Linked DNA regions of Homo sapiens: region 1 is linked to region 2. Evidence: read pairs that join two places in POLR2A ChIA-PET (ENCODE). Cell type or tissue: Panc1. All regions are shown on one strand. Each heading gives the region's core, and the rest is flanking DNA. Links, peaks and the distances in the headings are about the cores only. Region 1 holds the start of LOC105371725 (a long non-coding RNA gene). Region 2 overlaps NF1 (neurofibromin 1).

Region 1 (8,336 bases), core at 99-8,098, 150 kb before region 2:
GGACACTGGTGGCTGATGAACTTTTCTGTTCTATTTGTACCTTGCACTTCAATGAAGAGTGTTAGATGAATAAGGAAGTAAGTTTTCACCTGGCAGAGTCAGCCATCCCTGAGGTTGGAGAGTTTCTCTCCCGTGTAACAGGAGGTAGGACAGAAACAGTTTCCATGCTGCTTGGTGTGTACAACCCACGTTGTTAGTGGCTGTAACACATTCTGCCCGGTGGGTTCATCATAATTTACTTCACCACCCCTAATAGCTGGGCATTTTGGTTATTTCCAGCTTTTTGCTTTTACAATTCATCTTTGGGGGTTCCTGCAGCTGTGTGGATGACCCATCAACCCCCGGCCTCTCAGATCCTTGACTTTCTTTTTGCCTCATATTCCACCTCAGGCACCAAGTCCCTTGGTCAACCCAGTGATCACCCCCTCCAATACCACCCATCAAATGTCCCACTCCCTGACCCCGTCCTCCCTCCCTTCCTGCCACTGCAGGGTTCTTCAGCATCACTGCGTCTGCTCACTGTCACTCACATTCAATCCATGCTCCCACTGTATCCCACAGCTCCCTCATTTCCCACACCTCTCAGGAGCCCCACCTGGTCATAGCCATCATCCTGTCTCTCCTGGATCATGCAAGTCTAACTGGATCGTGTCACCCACTCCTCTGCTTAAAACCTTCCAGTATCATTCCACCACACTTAGGATAAAAATCCAAACTCCAGGGCGGGCGCGGTGGCTCACACCTGTAATCCCAGCACTTTGGGAGGCCGAGGCGGGTAGATCACGAGGTCAGGAGATCGAGACCATCCTGGCTAACATGGTGAAACCCCATCTCTACTAAAAATACAAAAAAAATTAGCCGGGCGTCGTGGCGGGCGCCTGTAGTCCTAGCTACTCGGGAGGCTGAGGCAGGAGAATGGCATGAACCTGGGAGGCAGAGGTTGCATTGAGCTGAGATCACGCCACTGCACTCCAGCCTGGGCGACTGAGCAAGACTCTGTCTCAAAAAAAAAAAAAAAAAAAAAAATCCAAACTCCACAACACGGCCCACAAGGCCCCATGTGATCTGACCCCTTCCACTCCCTCTCCTCCCATGCTCTTCATCACTCACTGTACTCTAGCTGCACTGGCCTTTGGTCAGCTCCTCACGGAAACCACCACACTCTTCTCTGCCCCAGGGCCTTTGCACATGCTATTCCCTACAACTTGGACAGCTGTCCTCCCCATTCGCCATGTCAGTTCATCCTTCAGGTCTCCCTTTGTACCTCTATGAAACGTCCCTCCCTGAGACAGGTCTGTCCTGACCACCCCCATCCAATCAGGGCCCACCCCGCTGCTATCCTGTCTTGTAGCATCCTATACTTTCCCTTCAAACAATTTGTTGCAACTTGCTATTGTTAACTAAAAAGAGATTGACATGGAGGTCAAAGGAAATAGCGTTTATTTGGGAAACAAAGAATTGCAATTCAGGTACACGGGATCAGGACAGCCCCGAAGAGCATCCCAGGAGGCAAGTGGAGGAAGGATTCTTTTTTTTTTTTTTTTTTTTTTGAGATGGAATCTCGCTCTGTTGCCCAGGCTGGAGCGCAGTGGCGCAATCTCAGCTCACTGCAAGCTCCGCCTCCCAGGTTCAAGAGATTCTCCTGCCTCAGCCTCTCCTGAGTAGCTGGGATTACAGGCGCCCGCCAACATGCCCAGGTAATTTTTGTATTTTTAGTAGAGAGGCTGTTTCACTATGTTGGCCAGGCTGGTCTCCAACTCCTGACCTCAGGTGATCTGCCCACCTTGGCCTCCCAAAGTGCTTGGATTACAGGCGTGATCCACCACGCCCAGCCAGGAGACCAATTTTTACGGAGGATTTCCACAGAAAGTTGTTTTCAGAGGCAGCTCATTGGCTGGGCAGAAATCCTAGATTGCAAAGCCTTTCTGACTGGTGAGCTAGTCAGGGCACTCGCAGCTGAGAAATGCTGGAGACTGGCAGATCATGACTTCGGTTGCACACCCAAGTCTATTGGGATATTGTGTGGTTTGAACTTTAGCAGGTGTGAGTATCTCCCGACCTCACTGCAGAAAGCCTTAGCCTTAGTTTCTCCATACTCTTTCATGTAGTTGTATGTGTGTGGGATAATTTGATTAATTTATATCTTCTCTCTACAAAGTAAGCTCCCTAAGGGCAAGGACCCTGTCCATTCTGATCACCACTGTATACCTGGTCGCTTGCACCGTGACTGGTACATAGTAGAGGCTTCATAATATTTGTTTTTGCTCACACCTACAATCCTCTCCAAGGTCAGGAGAACCTCTGACCTTCAAGGTGGAGGTTGCAGTGATCCAAGATCGCGCCACTGCACTCCAGCCTGGGTGACAAGAGTGAAACTCCGTCTCAAATAATAATAATAATCATCATCATCATCATAATAATAACAACTTTTTTTTAAGAGCCATGTCCTCACATTATTGCCCAAGCTGGAGTGCAGTGGCATGATCATAGATCACTGCAGCCTCAAATGCCTGGGCTCAAGGGATCCTCCCACCTTAGCCTCCCAAGTAGCTGGGACTACAGGCACGCCACCACGCCTGGCTCAGAAGCCTGCTTCTAAATCTAAAACTGCTTCTAAAACTTAGTGGCAGCCCTCCCACAGCACCCATACAAGCATTCATTCATTCATTCACTCACTTATTCAACAAGTGATGACTGAGCACCTCTTACATGCCAGGCACTCTTTCAGGGGTTGATGGTGGTAGGTGCTGGTTCTGCTGGCTAGCCACACATACACAATAGTGCATACACATGTGTACACGCTCACACTCCTTGTCAGGCATCTTGCCGCTCCCCCTAATAATCACCATCAGTATCTATAGCACAGCCAGGCCAGGATGAGCTCTTTCCAGAATCTGCTCAGGCTGGGCTGCAGATGATGGATCTGAGGGCACCCGGGGCCTGCAGAGCACAGCATGCAGGAAACTGCTCACAGTCACTGTTGTCAGTGTTCACGCCATCACAGGCAGACTCGCCGGCATACCACACCACCCATCACAGGCACCGAAGCCAAACCACGTTGGGGATTCATCTATTTATAGGGACCACGTTTTTCTTGCATGCCCACAGCGTGGCAGCTGCAGCAGGGGTCTGAAGCCCTGGTCACTGCCGGTGGCCTGGCACCATGGGGGCTGTGCCCAGTGGGCTTTGGAAGGTGAGCAGTGGACAAAGAGGCCCCACCCTAACCATCTTCTCCTTGCCTGGAACCTGGCGGCTCTGTGCTTGCATCTTGATTCCAGCTGACCCTGCTTTTCCACTCTGGGGTGAGTCTGGGGTGAGGGAAGGGCAGAGGGGCCGTGCCACATTCTTTCTGTGAACCTCCCTGAACCTGGTACCTAGTGGGCTCTCAGGAAAGACCTGCAAAATTTCAGTAAAGGAGGAAAGTGGCTTTTTGCCAGCCTCCTCAACATTGCAGCTGCCCCCTCCCCCCAGCCATGCCAGCCTCTGACACTGCCAGGCAATGACGTGGCTTCTGAGAATAGCAATGCCCAGGTGCCACCTGCAGGGCTGCAGGGGAGCCCACCCACCATCCTGGCTGGCATTCCGCCTCCTCTCCTCCTGCCTTTGCATCGCTGGCATTATAGGGGGCCTGTGAATGTGGGGATGAGCCAGGGCACCCTCTACCCTCCAGCCTCCCATGCTCAGGCCTACAGTCCTCTCCAAGGTCAGGGCTCTGCCTTCATTATTTCTGAAGCAAGTCAAGGGTGGAGTCGGCCACAGAGTGCTGACTGACTGATGAGGACCCTCACCTCAAGTCCACCTAGGAGGCAGGAGTGCAGGGATTTGGATTCTGTAATCCCTGTGTCCACAGCTCCCTGAGGCTGGGAGACACTGGTGGGGCGAGCTGTCCATTCCTCTGCCAGCAAAAGCCTACCTGGGACAGAGGTGGGGGTGGGGTTGTTTGATGACAGGCAGACAGATGGGGTACTGAGGGCCACTGCATGGTCCCCGAAGCACCCACGCCATGGCCCAAGCTGCAACCGGGGGCACACCCCAGGCTGTGACCTCTCTACAGCTGCTCCCACAGGGCTCTTCAAAGAGTGGCAGCCCCAGAGTAGTGGCCACAAAAGTGCCAGGCCAGCCGGGCGCAGTGGCTCATGCCTATAATCCCAGCACTTCGGGAGGCTGAGGTAGGTGGATCACCTGAGGTCAGGAGTTCGAGACCAGCCTGGCCAACATAGAGAAACCCCTGTCTCTACTAAAAATACAAAAATTAGCCAGGCGTGGTCATGTGTACCTGTAGTCCCAGCTACTCAGGGAGGCTAAGGCAGGAGAATCGTTTGAAACAGGGAGGTGGAGGTTGCAGTGAGCCGAGATTGTGCCACTGCACTCCAGCCTGGGTGACAGGGCAAGATTCCGTCTCAAAGCAAACAAAAAACAAAAAACAAAAATGGCCAGGCACACTGATGTCCTGCCCTTTAGAAAACAAGTGTGAAATTGGGCTGGGCGTGGTGCCTGGCGCCCGTAATCCCAGCACTTTGGGAGGCCAAGGTGGGCAGATCACTAGGTCAAGAGATTGAGACCATCCTGGCCAACATGGTGAAACCCCGTCTCTACTAAAAATACAAGAAAAAGTAGCTGGGCATGGTGGTGTGCACCTGTAGTCCCAGCTACTTGGGAGGCCGAGGCAGGAGAATCGCTTGAACCCGGGAGGCAGAGGTTGCGGTGAGCCAAGATGGTGCCATTGCACTCCAGCCTGGGCAACAAGAGCAAAATTCCGTCTCAAAAAAAAAAAAAAAAGGAAAAGAAAAAGAAAAAAAAGAAAACAGGTGTGAAATTATTAGAACAATGCATGCTGGTTATTACCAATACATACCATCAACCACAGGCTCAGTGATTTTTAAAATAAATAACAGCATCATTTATGTGGAGAAGTATTGCAAATGCTTGGAGTCCACGGAGGGTTCACACATAGTCTCATTTAATCCTCACAGCAAACTTAACAGTAGCTATTATTATAGTCCCCCATTTTAAATTGAGGAGACTGAGGCTCAGAGAGGGTAAGACATTTAGACAAAGTCACTGCAGTGGTAACGCTCCCCTTTTATTTTCCTTTTTTTAAATTTAAAATTTTTGCCCACCTGTAGTGGCAACTCTTGAACCCAGGTCTTACTGACCCCAGAGAGTCAGCCACTGCTCCCTGTTGCCTTCCTGGGCCAGAGACTCTCACGGGGCTGTCTGCACTAAAGTGTTCTTTCTATCCCCTGGCGCCCTGAGCATCAAAGAAGCTTTACTCACTACGTGGGGACCCCTCGCCTTGGATCACAAAGAGTCTCGACCTTCCTGGACATCAGGTAACCTTTTGCCACAGATGGTCCTCGGCCAGACACATTCCACTGACCCAGCCCGTCATTTCACAGTTGGTGAAGCGAGGTCCCAGCGGGGGGAGGGGTTTGCTCAAGGTCACGCAGGGAGCATAGCAAATAGCCACCCCATGTGGTCTTCGTGGGGAGCCTGGGCCCCAGGCAGGGGAGCTGGGGGCCGCCCCCACCCTGGGGCACACACCATGCGTGGCTGGGCAGCCCTGGGGCTCCCCCTCTGGCTCCCAGGCCAGGAGAGACGGGTTCGCCAGGCCTGGCAGGCATTGCAGAAGCAGCTGTTGTCACTGAAGCACACACAGCTGGGCCCCAGCTTGCTGCCAGGGAAATTGGTTGTTCACTGGAAGTAAAATATTGATCTTTCCTTTTTGGGGCCACTCAATTACCAGGCTTCCCCTTCTATTTCTGTTGCCTTTCTCTTTGAGCTGATTTTTTCCCCCCACTCAGTCCCCTGGGTCACATCTCTTCTAGCTCAGACCAGATGATGTTAAAAAGCTTCGTTGCCGTTGCTGTCTGATTGATTACCAGCCAGATACTCCCTGAACCCATGCCCAGCCACCCACGCCTCCCTAATTTCAAGGTCTGAAGGCCAGATGGACTCAAGCAAGCCATTTGCCTTTCTGAAATCTCAGCTGCCTCATCTGAGCAAGTGAGATAAGCCGGCTTATCTTGCCGCTGTGAAGCTGTCTGCAAGGCAAGGTGCCTAATAAACGTCAGCCATTACTCACGGGAATCAAAGCAAATGCTTAGCGAGCCTTCCTTTGTGCCAGGCACTGTTCTGAGCGCTCTATGCATATGAATTTGTTTAATCCTCGCCACCACCTGGGAAGCAGATACCATTATTATTCCCATTTTACAGGGGAGGAAACTGAGACATAGAAAGGCAAAGTCATTCAGAATTAAGGTCACACAGTTCGTAGAAGACGGCTGAACACAAGAGGCCTGGTTCCAGACTCCATGCCCTTAGCCAGTAATTATTATTTCTGCTAAAATAATTGCAATCACTATTATTATGCTGACAGGTTTAGGGGCTTGCTCTGACCAGAGAAAGAATAAATCTGTATTCTGCTCTCTTTTAATCTAGAAAAACTGGCATTGGTACTGACAACTTTTGCTTAAGAATTTGAGTATTAAAAGAAAAATTAGGCCAGGCACAGTGGCTCATACCTGTAATCCCAGCACTTTGGGAGGCCGAGATGGGTGAATCACCTGAGGTCAGGAGTTCGAGACCAGCCTGGCCAACATGGTGAAACCCCATCTCTACTAGAAATACAAAAATTAGGCAGGGTGTGGTGGTGTACACCTGTAATCCCAGCTGCTTGGGAGGCTGAGGTGGGAGAATCACTTGAACCTGGGAGGCGGAGGTTGCAGTGAGCCGAGATCGTGCCACTCTACTCCAGGCTGGACAACAGAGCGAGACTCCGCCTCAAAAAAAAAAAAAAAAATTAGCTGGGTGTGGTGGTGCGCGCCTGTAGTCCCAGCTACTGGGGAGGCTGAGGCAGGAGAATTGCTTGAACCCAGGAGGCGGGAGGTTGCAATGAGCCAAGATTGTGACTCCATCTCAAAAGAAAAAAAGAAAGAAAAATTAATTTTGAGACACTGTGCCACTAAAGCAGAGGTGGCCAGCTAGCATCTCAGATGTGGCTTGAGGACAGACTTAAAATTAGATGCCAATATTTAAAGCCAAGCAAGCCTCCTGGTTCTGGTTAAGATGGAGTAAGCACACTACAGTCTAGCTTTCCCATTGATTATAACTAAAAACCCTGACAGAAGACATAAAACAACTACACAAGGACTGTGAAAAGTGAATAGTGGAAGGTGAATTGGGGAGGAAAACAAAAACGTTAAGTAAGATGAATACGGTGGTGAGCTTGCATATTTCCTGACCTAGACTCAGGAGCCCAAATCCCAGAACTGTGCAGCAGGTGCACAGAGAAAAAGCTACGGAAGAAACTCTCTTTCTGATGAGAAGCCGGGAAAGGGGGGCCTCCTGGGAAAAATCGAGTGGGAGAAGTGCCCTGGGTCTTTTTTCTCTCCCAGCCCCCTCCCTACAAGGTAAAACCTGTCCCAAAGGTTAGGTGGTGGCAGCAGCCGTAGCAGTCACACAGGGGGACCTAAAACTCCGAGAAAGGGAAAATCTTTTACCTGGAAAAAAATGAGAAAAAGGGGCCCCTGGAAGCTGGATAGGGCGGCATCACAGAAAGAAGGGAGCTTGAGAATATGATCCCATAAAGTTGTTGTATTTGAGGTCCTAGCCTACTCCTGAGCTGCACATACATGGAACTGACCCCAAATAACCTACCAAAGACTCTGAGAACTGAACTACAGTGTAGACTGAACAGACTGGCCCCTGGAGTATGTATACTTGGGGTGGATCTGAATAGCACTGCAAAGGCTTTGAAAACTGAACTGACATTGAAACTATAATTCACAGAGGGCAGGTTGGGATCTGAGGCGTCAACCTAACTGATTTAAAAAGCAAACAAACAGACTGGGCACAGTGGCTCATGCTCGTAACCCTAAGGCTTTAGGAAGCTAAGGTAAGAGGATTGCTTAAGGCCAGGGGGTTGAGGCTGCAGTGAGCCATGATCATGCCAATGCACTCCAGCCTAGGTGACAGAGCAAGACCCTGTCTCAAAAACAAACGAATAAACAAACAAAGAAAAAACTGACATTCTTCAGAGGATTTTAACAGGCCCCAGTGTCTTACAGTATTCCAAATGTCCAAGACACAGTCCAAAATTACTTGACATACAAAGAAACAGGAAAAGCTGACAACAATGTACAAGACAAAAGACAAAAAGGCTGGGCGCGGTGGCTCACGCCTGTAATCCCAGCACTTTGGGAGGCAGAGGCGGGCGGATCACGAGGTCAGGAGATAGAGACCATCCTGGCTAACATGGTGAAACCCCGTCTCTACTAAAAATGCAAAAAATTAGCTGGTCGTGGTGGCAGACACCTGTAGTCCCAGCAACTCAG
Region 2 (8,336 bases), core at 121-8,120:
CTCCCGAGTAGCTGGGACTACAGGTGCCCGCCACCACGACCAGCTAAGTTTTTGTATTTTTAGTAGAGACGGGATTTCACTGTGTTAGCCAGGATGGTCTCGATCTCCTGACCTCGTGATCCGCCCGCCTCGGCCTCCCAAAGTGCTGGGATTACAGGCGTGATCCACTGCGTCCGGACTTAGTTTTAATACTATCATTGAATAATTACATACAAAACCTAGATTCTCTGTATATCCAGATAAAGACATCTAAGACCCGGAAGTTAAAGTTCAAAGTGTGAACAGAAAATTTATACTCCAAGATGGTCATTGTTAAACAGTAATAGACTTGGCTATGGTTTAGAAAAGGAGGGATTTATCAAAATTTGTCTAGAAAGACAGACAATATCAAGTGTTGGGTGAAGATGTACAGAAATTCAAACTCTCATTCACTGCTGGTAGCAATGTAAAATAATGCAGCTACTTTGGAAAATCATTTGGCAGTTCCTCTAAAGTTAAACACTGAGGTACCATATGACTCAATTCCACTCCTAGATATGTATCTAAAAAAACTGAATGCATACGTCCACACAAACGCTTATATATTGTATGAATACAATAGAATATTATTCAGCTATAAAAAGGGATAAAGTTCTGATACATGCTACAACATGGATGAATCTTGAAAATATTAAAGTAAAAGAAGGCAGTCACAAAAGAGCACATATTGTATGATTCCACTTATATGAAACATCTAAACTGTGCAAATCCATAGAGACAGAAAGTAGATCAGTGGTTGCCAGGGGCTGAGGGGGGGCAGGAGGAAAGGGGAGAGTGACTGTTGATGGCTATGAGGTTTCTTTTTGGAGTGATGAAAATGTTTAAAATTAGACAGTGGTAATGAGTACACAACTCTGAATATGCAAAATTGTATACTTTTTTTTTTTTTTTTTTGAGATGGAATCTCGCTCTGTCACCCGGGCTTGAGTGCTGTGGCGCTATCTCAGCTCACTGCAAGCTCCGCCTCCCAGGTTCAAGCCATTCTCCTGCCTCAGCCTCCCAAGTAGCTGGGACTACAGGTGCCTGCCACCGCGCCCAGCTGATTTTTTGTATTTTTAGTAGAGACGGGGTTTCACCGTGTTAGCCAGGATGGTCTTGATCTCCTGACCTCGGGATTCACCTGCCTCGGCCTCCCAAAGTGCTGGGATTACAGGCGTGAACCACCACGCCCGGCCCAAAATTGTATACTTAAAAAAAAGATTTTTTTTTTTTTTTCCAGACAGGGTCTCTCTCCATTGTCCAGGCTGGAGTGCAGTGGCTTGATCTCAGCTTGCTGCAGCATCAACCTCCCGGGCTCAAGTGATTCTCCCACCTCAGCCTCCTGAGTAGTTGGGACTACAGGCATCAACCACCACATCCAGCTAATTTTTGCAATTTTTTTTGTAGAGGCAGGGTATCACTATGTTGCCCAGGCTGGTCTCGAACTCCTGGACTCAAGTGACTCTCCCAACCTCAGTCTCCCAAAGTGCAGGGATTATAGGTGTGAGCCACTGTGCCCAGGCAATTGTACACTTCAAAAAGGGTGAATTTCATTTCAATGAATTTTTTTTTTTTAAACTTGCCTAGGGGGTCAGAGTCAGGTTATCAAGATGGGTATTAAATGGAAAGGATAATGTCCCATGATAAAGGAAGGGCATTCAAACCAGGTGGAAAAGAGTATGCAAAAGCAGAGAGACATGTGAGGATGTCAGGGCATGGCAAAGGGGGCAATGGTGAGATGGTCAGCATAGCTGAAGCACCAAGTAGAGTTTAAAGCATCCTTCTACAGACATTACCCAACACTATGATGATTTAAGATGATTAACCAGTATTATTCCATATAAATGATCAATTGAGACAAATGCTTTTAAGACTTTTTTCTAGCATTATAGTGGAGATAATGTACAAAACATTCATTTGTCATTCTGAGCTTTTTGGGCAGACTTTGTGGCTTAGCCAGCTCCTAGAGTCTTCTTGGATCAACTGCCCTGATGATACCTTCAACAATGTGTCATAAACACTTCCCTGAGAATAGCCCAGAAGTTCACACAGGCTTACTTGGAATCACATCAACAACAGTAGAATCATCAGATTTTCAGAATACAAGGTCAGCATCTAGCCTCTTACCAAAATGACTTTCGATCTGCTTTGGCTCAGCAATCGTGCAAGTAAGGTGAGCTGTATAACAGATTATGAAGAGACTTGTATGAGATGCTAAAAAATATTTTTATAAGCCAGTGACTTTTTGAAATGTAGTACATATATGATTGGGTGCTACATGAAACAGGCATTTCATAGTTCTATATTTCCTTTTACTGTTGCCTTTTGTTGGTTTTCTAGTTATGGCAATCAATATTGATTTTCCATTCACAGTATAAACTTTCCTTTAAGAAAAAAAAGTCTATAAAAATACTGAATAAATAATATAGATGGTTATGAAGAAATGGCAAAAAAAAAAAAAATCCCCGAAGTAATACATGAATACCTTAAGCAAGAAAACTTAGCTAAAAGGAGCACATAAAGATTTTACCTGGAAGTGAAATGGTCACATTTCAGAGAGATGATTCTGGCAGTAATGTGTAAGATGGAGGCAATCTTACACCGGGGTAAAATACCGGTGACAAATACTCCAATTAGGAAATTGTTGTAATAGCCTAGACCAGAGGTCAGCAAAGTATGGCCCACTTACAATATCCTTCCCACAGCCTGCTTGTGACCTATTTTTGTATGGCCTCCAGGCTAAGTATGATTCTTACTTTTTTTTTTTTTTTTTTTTTTTTGAGACAGAGTCTCACTCTGTCGCTCAGGCTGGAGTGCAGTGGCGCGATCCCGGTTCACTGCAACCTCTGCCTCCCGGGTTCAAGCGATTCTCCTGCCCCAGCCTCCTGAGTAGCTGGGATTACAGGCACATACCCACACACCACCACGCCCAGCTAATTTATCTTTAGTAGAGACGGGTTTTCACCATGTTGGCCAGGCTGATCTTGAACTCCTGACCTCGTGATCCACCCTGCCTCGGCTTCCCAAAGTGCTGCAATTACAGGTGTGGGTTCTTACATTTCTTTCTTTTTTAAAAAAAAAAAAAATTAAAAAAAAACTTTATATGGGCTATAAAGCCTAAAATGTTTACTATTTGGTCCTTTACAGAAAAAATTTGCCAACCCCAGCTTAGACAACTGCTGAAGCTACCAAATAAGTTGGTAGCATGAGAGTGAAGCATAAAACAAAATTTCTGAAGCAGAATCAGTAAGACTTAATGACTAATCAGATGTATGTGGTAAGAGCAGGTAAAAATTAAGATTCTATAAACTCAGACAGATAGGGATACTATCATCCAAGAGAAGAAAACAGAAAGGAGAGCATCTTTTTAAAATTAAATCATTTTTCTTTGATTATGAAAAATAAGTGACAACAAGCCAAAATTAGATAACAGACTTACAGTATTATACCATTAGGAAGACAAACTTGCTCAAAGATGGGCATTCACCCTGAGAACCTATGTTTTACAACTATGGAGAAATGTGTTCTTTTTCCTATATTAGATTTCTAAAATGAAGAGGCTGAGATTTTACTATTGAAGAGAATCATGCTTATATACAATTCTAGAAGGTACTCACAATTAGGCCTCTCATAACAATGGCCTGTCTTTTTGCATATCCATTGTTCACAAAACTCCCAAATAGTTTCTTCCTTTTTTTTTTTTTTTTAAAGAGGCTGGAATTCTCCTTTGTTGCCCAGACTGGATTCTGAGCTCAAGCGATCCTCCCACCTCAGGCTCCCAAGTAGCTAGGATTACAAAATAGTTTCTTGAAAAACAACTGTCTACGCTAAAAAGCCACTTTTCAGTGCTATATACTACTAAAATGTTTTAAATGTTCTACTTTTAAATATAGGTTACAAACCTAGTAGCATAAAAATTTTAATCCTGAAAACCTGAATTGCTTTCAGACAACATCAGGTGCATTCAGGGTGGTATGGCTGTAGGCCTGAACTGCTTTCAGAAATAACCAAACATACATAAATTCATTTCAAAACAAAATTTTTTTGAGACAGGGTCTCGCTCTGTCCCCTTAACTGGCTGAAGTGCGGTGGTGGGAACATAGCTCACTGCAACCTTGAACTCCTGGGGTCAGGCGATCTACTTGCCTCAGCTTCCCAAGTGGCTAAGACTATACAGGTGTGTGCCACCACACCTGGCTAATTTTTTTTTAAATGTACTTTGTAGAGACAGGGTCTCATGATGTTGCCCAGGCTGGTCTCAAACCCCTGGCTTCAAGTGATCCTCTTGCCTTGGCCTTCCAAAGCACTGGGATTATAGGCATGAGCCACTGAAGCTGACCTCATTTCAAAATTTTAGAAGTCCTATTTAAAAGAGACATGAAGGCCAGGCGCGGCGGCTCACGCCTGTAATTCCAGCACTTTGGGAGGCTGAGGTGGGCAGATCACCTGAGGTCAGGAGTTCCAGACCAGCCTGGCCAATGTGGTGAAACCCCATCTCTACTAAAAATACGAAAATTAGCCAGGCGTGGTGGCAGGCACCTGTAATCCCAGCTACTCAGGAGGCTGAGGCAGGAGAATCACTTGAATCTGGGAGGTGTAGGTTGCAGTGAGCTGAGATCGTGCCACTGCACTCCAGCCTAGGCAACAAGAGCGAAACTCTGTCTCAAAAAAAAAAAATAATAAAAAAATAAACGAATGAATGAATGAGACATGAGGCACAGGTGCAATGAGCATAGACATGGCATAAAACTTAATAGGATTTTCTAAAAAAAAAAAAAAAAAAAAAAAAAAAAAAAAAAAAAAGCTTCAATTACCAAGGCAATGTCTGTGCAAATATCACTCAAGAAAAGATCTCTGTGTTCTTTTCAAAAAAAAAAAAAAAAAAAAAACCCAAAAAATCCAAAAAGACCAAAGAAAAAAATTACAGAAGGGAAAACTGGACCTGTTTCTAAAGTAAAATATTAAAACTGCAATTTGAAATTCTCAAGAAAGTGCTATATGAAATTTATGATCATTCTCATCATTTTCAGAAATTACTTTTTTCCATTTTCTTAAGAATTTTGGAAGAATCAATACGTGAGGGAAGACAGTTCTGGAAACATTTCAAAAACAGATCAACGGAAAGTAATGTAAGTATATAAAGAAAGACACAATTTTTTAACTTAATTTTTGTTTTTTAGAGACAAGGTCTTGCTCTGTTGCTCAGGTTAGGGTATCCATAGCTCACTGTAGCCTTGAATTTCTGGGCTCAAGCAATCCTCCTACATCAGCCTCCTGAGTTGCTGGGACTATAGCTCACATCCCACCATGCCTGGTGATTTTAGGAAGATGATACAGTGTACATACAGCTTGTAGCAATTAAGGTTCTAGCAGGAAACAGGTGGCAAATTCAAACTGAGATATTAGAGATTATGTATAAAGGAGAAGGCAGGTTTTAAGGAAACTCTTAAGAGACAGTGTGATACTACACCTGAAGTAGTGAGTGCAGGAAGCAGTTAGCAGAAAGCAGACACAGAGTAGGTTGTGTGGAGAGGGTCACCCAACAAAAACCATACTGCATGGATGGATGTAGCCAGCCCACTGGGACCCTGCAGAAACGGAGCCAAAAATATATACCTCCTAACCTTACTCTCTTTCTTCTCCCTAATCTTCCGCTTGTATTCCCTATGGGCCAGCTGAAAGCCAGAAAGGAGGGGAGCCCAATGATACCCTCTACACAGGTCAGCCTCTTAGGGTACACAGCAGGGTAAAGAACAGAGTGGATTTGAAGAGGCAAAGGCAAGATGTCCAGCATGTAGTTATGTTAGTCAGCACGAACTAATTTCTGTCACAAATAATCCCAAAATATCACTGGCTAAGACAACAAAAGTTAATTTCTCTTAAATCATGCTTTCTAATGGTTTTACCATCTTCTGGCGTCTTGGAGACCCCCTCCACTGAACCGTCTGTTTCTAGTAGGCGTTGATAGAAGAAAGCAAGAATGGAAGATTGGTGAGAAGTTAGACATCAGGCTTAAAAATCATATACAGTTGACCCTTAAACAACATGGCTTTGAACCATGCTGATCCACTTATACAGAGGTTTACTTCCACCTCTGCCAGCCCGGGGACAGTAAGACCAATCCCTCTTCTTTCTCCTCCACCTACTCAACATGAAGATAAAGAGGATGAAGACCTTCGTGATAATCCACTTCCACTCAGAGAACAGTAAATATATTTTCTCTTCCTCATGATTTTCTGGGTAACAATTTCTTTTCTGGAGCTTATTTCACTCTAAGAATATAGCATATACAACATTTAACTTACAAAACATGTTAATCTGTTTATGTTATCAAAAGGCTTCCGATCAACAGTCTTATTAGTAGTTTAGTTTTTGGGGAGGCAAAAGTTATACGTAGATTTTCCATTGCGTGGAGATTCAGTGCCCCTAACCCCAGTGTTGTTCAAGGGTCGATTGTACATCATTGGAACTGACATTTTACTGGCCAGAACTCAGTCAGATGGTACCACCTAACTATCAGAATGCTAAGAGTGGTATGGTGCTGTGCCCAGAAGGAAGAAGAGAAACATGAATATGCTAAGTACTATTCTTATCATGTATTATGTAACACTCCAGTAGAAAATGGAACAGCACCCCAAAATCAATCTCATCAATATTTCTGCAGCGCAACATTAATATCCACACTAAGTGAAACAAAGATAGCTAAAAACCTCCCATCTATGCAGATAAGGCATTTGCACCAAATAAATTTTGGTGTCAAACTTTTTTATTTTTTGATAAAACTTAAGGTTTTTGGAGGATTTGGGGTTTCAGATTACAGACAAGGGATTATGAATGTGCATTATGATCCACATTGTACAAATGAAGAAATCTTCTCAAAACAGCAGCCAGGAAAGTAGAGATGAAAGTTAAACTCAAGCCTGTGCCTTCCAAATTTATGCTAATGTGAAGGGAAAACTGCAAATAACCAAATAACTCTTACTTTAGACATCATTAATGATACCAGCCCTCCGACATGGAGAAACAGGAGGTATTTCAATGAATTCCAATACTTATTGTGCCCCTTTTTTTTTTTTTTTTTTTTTTTTGAGATGGAGTCTTGCTCTGTCCCCCAGGCTGGAGTGCAGTGGTGCGATCTCAGCTCACTGCAACCTCCACCTCCTGGATTCAAGCGATGCTCCTGCCTCAGCCTCCCAAGTAGCTGGGACTACAGGCGCATACCACCAAGCCTGGCTAATTTTTTGTATTTTTAGTAGAGATGGGGTTTCACCGTGTTAGCCAGGATGGTCTCCATCTCCTGACCTCGTGATCTGCCCACCTCGGCCTCCCAAAGTGCTGGGATTACAGGCATGAGCCTGTGTCCTATTCTTTATAACTGGCCCTGTGTCCTATTCTTTATAAACACTCACTATATTAGAAGCTAGAGGGAATAGAAGGAATAAGAGGTGGTATCTTACCACAAAAAAAGCCAGAATATGGTGGAAGATTTAGTTTCTTTAGTGAAAATGAGACTCTGATCAAAGTATAAAGTACTAAAATGACTGATTCTGACGTGAAGAATTAGGGAAGGATCGTATAAAAGGTGCTGACATGAGTGGAGCTTGAAGAAACAACACAATTTTGAATGAGGAAAGTACAGTAGTACCCCCTTAACTGTGGGGGATATGTTCCAAGACCCCTCAGGGATACCTGAAACCACAGAATTACAGTATTGAACCCAATATATGCTGTGTTTTTCTCCTATACAGAAATACCTGTGATAAAGTTTAATTATAAATTAGGCACAGTAAGAGATTAAAAACAATAATAAAATAGAAGTTATAGCAATATACTACAATAAAAGCACATGCACATGGCATCTCTCTCAAAATATCTTATTGTACTATACTCGCCCTTCTTGTGATGATGTGATATGACACAATGCCTATGTGATAAGATGAAGTGGGTTGACTAATGCAGCACTGTGACACAGTGCTAGGCTACTATTAACCTCATGATACATCCAACTTATGTTTATTTCTGGAATTTTCCATTGAGTATTTTCAGACCATGGTGGACCATGGGTAACTGAAACTATGGAAAGTGAAACTTAGGATAAGAGGGGGCTATTATTACACTTTGGGCAAGTTGGGGAGGCTGCACAAAGATACAAAGTTGGTGGGTATTTGAAGACCTGAATAATGGCAAATTGACTATTGTTTGTTTGGGAACATTTGAGTACTAAATAGAATTTAAATTTTACTTAATCATCATGAAGAGGCCTGGAGAGCTTAAGATAAATAAGAAAGAGAAGATAATGAGAAATCCAGTGTTGGAGA

The links. ChIA-PET counts read pairs that join two places held together with the same protein. Peaks named below come from ENCODE experiments on the same cell type or tissue, not always from the same donor. Only the 100,000 strongest peaks of a DNase experiment are listed, where the experiment ranks them.
Region 1: POLR2A ChIA-PET joins it to region 2 with 10 read pairs; 2 of 35 experiments call an interaction of 5 or more read pairs at or near these places.

Annotation. Positions count from the first base shown.
Region 1 is chr17:31,423,043-31,431,378 of GRCh38, reverse strand. The region is part of intron 1 of RAB11FIP4 (RAB11 family interacting protein 4); the gene reads right to left. LOC105371725 (a long non-coding RNA gene) reads left to right here and starts at 5,263. Exons shown (of 2, transcript XR_934661.3): 1 at 5,263-5,333; 2 at 5,829-6,095. RefSeq lists a silencer at 5,862-6,062 and an enhancer at 5,733-6,460. In Panc1, for the core only: no CTCF peak of the experiment used is centred there; no DNase peak of the experiment used is centred there; H3K27me3 peaks cover 133 bases.
Region 2 is chr17:31,274,979-31,283,314 of GRCh38, reverse strand. All of the region lies in intron 36 of NF1 (neurofibromin 1), which reads right to left. Among named protein-coding and RNA genes, the nearest start is that of OMG, 18 kb to the left of the region's middle. In Panc1, for the core only: no CTCF peak of the experiment used is centred there; no DNase peak of the experiment used is centred there.